Linked DNA regions of Homo sapiens: region 2 is linked to region 1. A link is a contact called in ENCODE Hi-C or POLR2A ChIA-PET data. All regions are on one chromosome and are shown on one strand. Each heading gives the region's core, a stretch centred on a gene start or an enhancer-like site at or near the end of the contact. The rest is flanking DNA. Distances are from core to core; before and after follow the strand shown.

Region 1 (3,285 bases), core at 305-2,804:
TACCCACATGGATTATGCACTTCCTCATCCTCCTTGCCATTTATTTCTGTGCAAACCACCATCATGTCAGCCCACTAAGTGTTCTCCTTACAGGCCTTAAAACCCCTGACATAGACCATGATTTCCCAACCATTTACGCTAGTTCCAGTTTGTCAATAACCTTATTAAGCACATGCTTACAGAACCCAATGCTCTCCTGGCCGTGCATGCAAGCCCAATGTGGTTCCTTGTCCTAGATTCTACACTTGTGTTGGGAGTGCCCATGGTTGTGCTAACTTCTTTGTCAATCCCCATTCATATTGAGATTTGAGTCAATTAAAACTCTTAAATCTTCTCGAGCCCAAACCTGTGTATTCCCTTTCAACAAATCCTTTCAACAAGTAAACAAGATGTGCATCAAGAACAAATGCTGTCACTGGTGCAATTTTTGTTAAACCTAAATACAATTCTGTGCATTTACCTTAGACGTTTCATCTAAATGTTCCTACAAGTCTCAAGGTCTTCAAGAAAACTTATCTGTCATTTGTCATTATTAGCTACACTCTAGCTTCATGGCATTCACAAACTTGATGGGCGAGCTTTTTATTTCTTTATTCCAGCCACTGGTACATTGCAATAAAACTTGGCTGTGTATACCAGGGGGATGAACAGATGTGATCAAATCTGTTTTTACAGATTATAGACCTTGTTTGCTCAAAGTCACACAATGGACCTATGTACTGTGGAGCTGGCACTAGAACTCTGATCTCTTAAAAACCAGAGTAGAGATTTTCCCACAGTGCCACAGGCTGCTGCCTGGGATGTTTGCCTCCCCAGGCCTGGCCACACTTGAGTGGATACTCATCATCCACTCGGCAGGTAGGGGCTTCACACCATTTTCAAGGTGAGCAACTGTATTTATTACCATGTGTTGGCTGACAGAGGGCTATAGCTAGTAACAAAATTATTCTTCACTCACATTCACCTCGACACTTCAAGCATCTCTGTCCAAACCCAGCTAGATCCTTCCCCTCTACACCTGCCCAGCTCACCATGATGGGCTGGACACGGTCAAACCTGGGCATGAAGAGACGTGGGTCACAATGCTGGTTCCACTGTGTTAATTCTTTGACCTTGTTTGACAAAAGCCATTTAATTTCCCTGAGCCTCAGTTTTCTCACCTAAAATAGGGGACCACACCACCCTACCTTACAGGATTGATTTGAGCATCAAAGGAGACAATGAATACAAGGGTTTGTTGTTGTTGTTGTTGTTGTTGGCAAACTCCCCAGTACTTTGCAAAGGTAGGTATACTATTATTATCAGATGGGTATGGAGAACTCTAAAATGAGTCAGTACCACTTAAAATTCCTTTTTAAAGCAGTTCATTGCATCCTAACCTATTTATTCATTTCTCTTTTTTTTTCTTAAAGTCCCAACAAAAACTTAATATGAAGACTGTATGCAGGGATAGCACTGAATACAAATTAACCATTCAACGTTCTTTAGTCCCTCTGGCAGGGAAATGATCCACCTATTAAAACACCCAGTCAGAGCTGGCACACACAGTGCTGATAACCCCAGCAGGCAATGACCTTGGCACCATTACAAGGGCAATATTTTCAAATGGATGAACTATTCCTGAACAAAGTGTCCAGTGTACTAGGAATAAACAGGCTTTTCATCAACCAAGGCTGTGTGTTTTCTGGTTCCAACAACCTTTCCCAGAGACAGTGCTGGAAAGGAGGGGGCACCAGGAAGCAGCACCTCCTCAGCAGCCTGCCCAGCGCACTCATCCCTCCTCCAGAATCCTATGACTGGGCAGGCCTCCACACCTCCATCCTCTCCTCTGATGGTTTCATGATTGCTTTTCTGCACTTTTGCAAAAGGAGAACCCGGTGCTGCCCTTGGTGACCCTGGTCAGACCTCAGCAGGTGGAGGATCAGCCCTCCCCATGGTGTAAAACGGAGTTCTGGAGCCTCATGAACAAGAACCTGTGGTAGAGAGTCACGTACGATGTCACCAGGTATCTGCGAGGCCAATTCTTTGAGAAGATGGGTGAATCGCCCAGGACAGTCCAAAAGAGGTCACACAAGAGGCAAACAAGATCCTTGAGACAAAATTCACAAGGAGAGGAAGGACGGACTCTGGATCCACTAGAATGAAGCACACGTGCAAAATGCAACGGGAAAAACTTGCTTCTTCACCTAAGCCAAGGAGGCTGTAGCTGGCCCTTTCAGCTGTTTGTTCTTTCATTCATTCTACAAATGTTTATTGAGCACCTACTGTGTACCCAACACTGTTCTGTGTTCTGGAGACACAGAATAAACAAGACAAAGTCCCTGCCTACCTTACATTCTGGTGCCAGTAGACAAACAATAAAGTAACTGTCTAGGTAGTGATAAGTGCTAAGAGGCACAGGGAGTGTAGAGCACGAGCTGACATCAGGGAAGGCCCCTCTGTTAAGGTAAATTTGACCAAAGCTTTGAAGGCAGTGAGGGAGCAAGTGATGATTTTCTGGGCCAGCATATTCCAGGCAAGAGCGGGATTCAAACAGCAAAGAAGAGGGTGTTACAGGAATGGATTGAGCCAAGGAGAGTCCAGAGAGATGAAGGCAGAGGGGCAACAGGGAGCCTGTGAGCCACCTTCAGCACTTTTAATTCCAAGTGATCTGAGAAAATACTGGCGGAGGGGGAGGGTTGAAACAGAAAAGTGAGACAATTTGATTTTTGTGTATGAAGCTCATGCAGGGTGCTCAATTAAGACTATAAAGAAGGCAGAAAAGAATGTGAACAGCGAGACCGTGAGGAGGAGAGCAGAACAACCCAAGGAGGAGACGGTGGCGGTGGCTCAGACCACGACAGCAGCGTAAGAATGAGCTGAGAGTCTGGATGTTGTTAGGGTAAGACCTGCAGAATCTAATAACAGGATATGAGAAATGAGCGAGACTCAAGGATTAGTCCACAGTTTCTTTTGCTGAAGCAATTGGAAGGAGAGAGTTAACATTTACTGGGAAGAGGAAGGTTATGGGTGAAGTAGGGTGAAAGGCATCAGGATATGGTTTTGGGTATGGTTTGGGATACGTTAAGTTTGAGGTAGCTATTAGACACCAAGGGGAGATGTCTAGTAGCCTGTGGATCAAGCAAGTCTTAGGTTCAGGCTAGAGATGTAAGCTTGGAAATCATCACTGTAGAGAAGATATTCAAAGCCAAGAATGAGATTGATATTAACAAAGGAGTGAGTACTGAGAGAGAAGAGATCCAAGGACTAAGTCCTGGGGCAATCTTACACAAAGAGGACTTAGCA
Region 2 (3,285 bases), core at 266-2,765, 36 kb before region 1:
CTGATATTCAAATTCCTATTTCTAGCTGCCTGATTATTGTTTCTATGAGAAACTCAGAATGTGGACATTCTGAGTTCATACCTCATGTAGTACTCTTTTTGTGTTTCTCTTCTCAGAGCAGGTCATTACCTGCCATTCACCCAGTAATCCAGATGAGAAGCTGATCAATTACGCTTGTGTAAACATCTACTGAGTATATAATCTCTGCCACCCAGCCACTAGCAGCACAGGGCAATGCACACAGCTCCCTCTTTCAAGGAGCTGAGTTTGGTGCAGTAGGCATTGTGATAGAGAAATGTACAGGGTGCTTTTGTTCATTTTTCCAAAGCGAAACTACCTAATTTTTATGATGATTAAAATAATATATGCCTCTTATAAACAATTTGATTGCAGAACTAAAATAGAAAATGAAAGTCACCTGTAATCTCACATTCAAGAGGGCACTGCTGTTAACAGGTTGGTATACGATACAGTTTGGGTATCTGTCCCCTCCAGATCTCAATGTTGAAATGTGATCCCCAGTGTTGGAAGTGGGGCCTAGCAGGTGTTTGGGTCCTAGAGGCAGATCCCTTATGAATGGCGTGGTGCCCTCTCTCTGGTTAGGAGTGAGTTCTTGCTCAATTAGTCCACATGGAAGCTGGTTATTTAAAAGAGCATGGCACCCCTCCCCTATCTTTCTTCCTTCTTTCTTCTCCTAGCATGTGATGCCTGTTCCCCTTTCCCTTCCACCATGAGTGGAAGCTTCCTACAGCCTCAGCAGAAGCAGTTGCTGGTGCTATGCTTCTTGTGCAGCCTGCAGAAACATGAGCCAAATAAATCTCTTTTCTTTGTAAATTACCCAGCCTCAGGTGTTTCTTTATAGCAACACAAATGGACTAAGACAGCATATATCCCTCCAGACATTTTTCTATGCGTATTTAAAGGTAGCTAAGACTTACTGAATTCTTAGTATGGATTACAAACCTCTATGCTGTGCATTTTAACATCACAGTGATCCTCCGAGGTAGGTATTTTGTTATCCCCATTTTATGTACAAGGAAACTGAGGTTTAATGAGGTCAAATAAGATCCCATAGGTGGTAAAGTGACTGTCAGTCAACTTAGGCTGAGTTATGTTCTGGTAACAAGCATTTTCTTTTTTTCTTTTTTTTGAGACAGTGCAGTGGCATGATCTCAGCTCACTGCAACCTCTGCCCCCACCAGTTAAAGCGATTCTCCTGCCTCAGCCTCCCGAGTAGCTGGGATTACAGGCATATGCCACCACACCCAGCTAATTTTTGTATTTTTTAAGGAGAGACAGGGTTTCACCATGTTGGCCAAGCTGGTCTCAAATTCCTGACCTCGTGATCGGCCCGCCTCAGACTCCCAAAGGGCTGGGTTTACAGGCATGAGCCACCGTGACCAGCCAACAAGAATCTTCAAAATCTCAGTGGCTGACAATAACAAAGGTTTATTTCTTGCTTATGCTAATGAATCATGTCGACCAGGAGTCAGCTGTGGCTCTGCTCCATGCTGTCTTTGTTCCAGGACCCAGGCTGAAGCTGAAGGAGCACCCTCTATCTGGGACTTAGCTGTTCATCATAAAACAGCAGAAGCAAACAGTGGCTCCTAAACCATCTACTTAGAAGGGGCATATATCACTTCTGCTCTCATTTCATTAGCCAAAGGAGGTTCTAGGACCAGCCTGCTATTAATGAACAGGAACGAATAACCTTCCCCCAGGGAGAGACAGTAAATATTTTTCAGCAGTAACACAATCCACTGAAAGTCCTGAGCTGGGATTTTAACCAGCCTGTCTTTAGAGCTTAAAAGCTTAACTACTCTTCATATACTGTGTATATTTTAACCCTAAAAGTAGGAGTTCTACACATATTGCTGGGTAAACTCCTTTATCATGTAATCTATCTCAGACATCTTGCTATATTTGTTCATATAGACTTTGCATATTCTTTTTTCAAGGATATAGAGTTTCAGATACGGTATCCCCCATTCTGCCTGTTGAGGTCCTCCTCATTCATCCAAGTTCAACTGAGGGGCCTCACCCACCAGAACAAGTCATACTTTTTCAGCATGCGTGCAGTGTTGGGTTTACACTTCACTTTGGTCACATGTGTGCCTTGTCTTAGAGTTCTTTGTATACATGTCTGTTTCTCTCACTTGATTTTAAGCACCTGGAAGCAAGAATCATCTCTATACCTAGATAAAGATTGCTATCTTCCTATGCCTGGCTGTGCTCAACAGAGATGAGATGCTATCTGTTGGTTTTGCAATACTGTGGAATTATCCTCCATGCTATCCCTGTCACTTCATTGCCTGTGCTGGTCCTTTTGTATCATTTAAATTTGGTGACCCCTTCAGAACTCACACAGTTTGAATAGTTCTGCTTTCCAGTATTCATCAAAGTTACACCAGCAATGACAACTTTAAAGAAACAATGGCAAATAGGCATCAATCTCTCCCTTCTGACTCTTTGAAAGAAGAATATAGTGCAGGAGAAACACAAACCTAGTAAAATAATTGTTGTAAATCCATATCATCAAGTTTTCCCCTCTGGTCTCTACAGCAAGTTACTGGGTGCATGGGAGTTCATCTTTAAGAACAGAGCTGTCGGAATGACGCCAGGGCTGAAGCCCGAATAAAGCCGCAGAGCCAGGCGCACTTGCTAATGATCTAGGAGAGGGTCCCGCCGCACGCAATCAAACACACAGCACACTCTTGGGGTTCAAAAGCTCCCTTTCATGCGCCCAGAATGTTTATTTTTTTTAAGAGTGGCAAATGAAAATGAATTTCTAATCTGCATCACAACCAGAGTGCACCATGCATGGAAAAAAAAGCCCTTCCCTGACACAAAGGCCACGGCCATCTGGAAGAAAAGCCACCCTCCTAAGCAGATCAGCTGCAGGTTCCATCGCACTGGGGCGGATTTGCCCGGAAACAGGCATCTTGCCTTTATTAACTTACCCCGTCATTAACAGTAATCAGCATTGTCCGCTCCATCTAATTCTTACTGAGCACCTGTGTATGTGGTGTTGCGTGGCCTGTCCCTGAGAGACCCTAAGGACAAATGCATCCTCTCTTGTCCCAAAGCCAGCTTCGTCAACAGGAGGTGCTTTGGAAAAGTAGTGTGAGCAGGGCCAAAACCAACCAAAGCCAACACGATTTTTAAAAGTGCGGTGTGTGTGCAGGTGAATGTCAAGCCCTCACTGGTAAGAAGGTGCTCTCGGGGCCCTCTCCTGCTTCTTCAGGCCTCCCCCAACCCAGGCCCCTAGGAGCACAGCCAGATTTC

What was found. Hi-C counts contacts between places; a loop is a spot of excess contacts on that map. ChIA-PET counts read pairs that join two places held with the same protein, here RNA polymerase II (POLR2A).
Region 2: a map of endothelial cell of hepatic sinusoid shows a loop between it and region 1 (2.9-fold over the local background). The contact joins two enhancer-like sites. A Hi-C loop is called at or near these places in 1 of 168 maps with a recorded cell type or tissue (endothelial cell of hepatic sinusoid) and 1 of 37 single-sample maps with no recorded cell type. POLR2A ChIA-PET finds 5 or more read pairs at or near these places in 1 of 52 experiments (WTC11).

The regions. Positions count from the first base shown.
Region 1 is chr6:108,763,145-108,766,429 of GRCh38, reverse strand. The region is part of intron 3 of LINC00222 (long intergenic non-protein coding RNA 222); the gene reads right to left. Among named protein-coding and RNA genes, the nearest start is that of LINC00222, 13 kb to the right of the region's middle. Within about 2 kb of position 1,554, at least 3 of the 41 ENCODE cell types and tissues checked have a DNase peak (open chromatin) inside an H3K27ac peak, as active enhancers do.
Region 2 is chr6:108,798,886-108,802,170 of GRCh38, reverse strand. No RefSeq gene overlaps it. Among named protein-coding and RNA genes, the nearest start is that of ARMC2, 48 kb to the left of the region's middle. Within about 2 kb of position 1,515, at least 3 of the 41 ENCODE cell types and tissues checked have a DNase peak (open chromatin) inside an H3K27ac peak, as active enhancers do.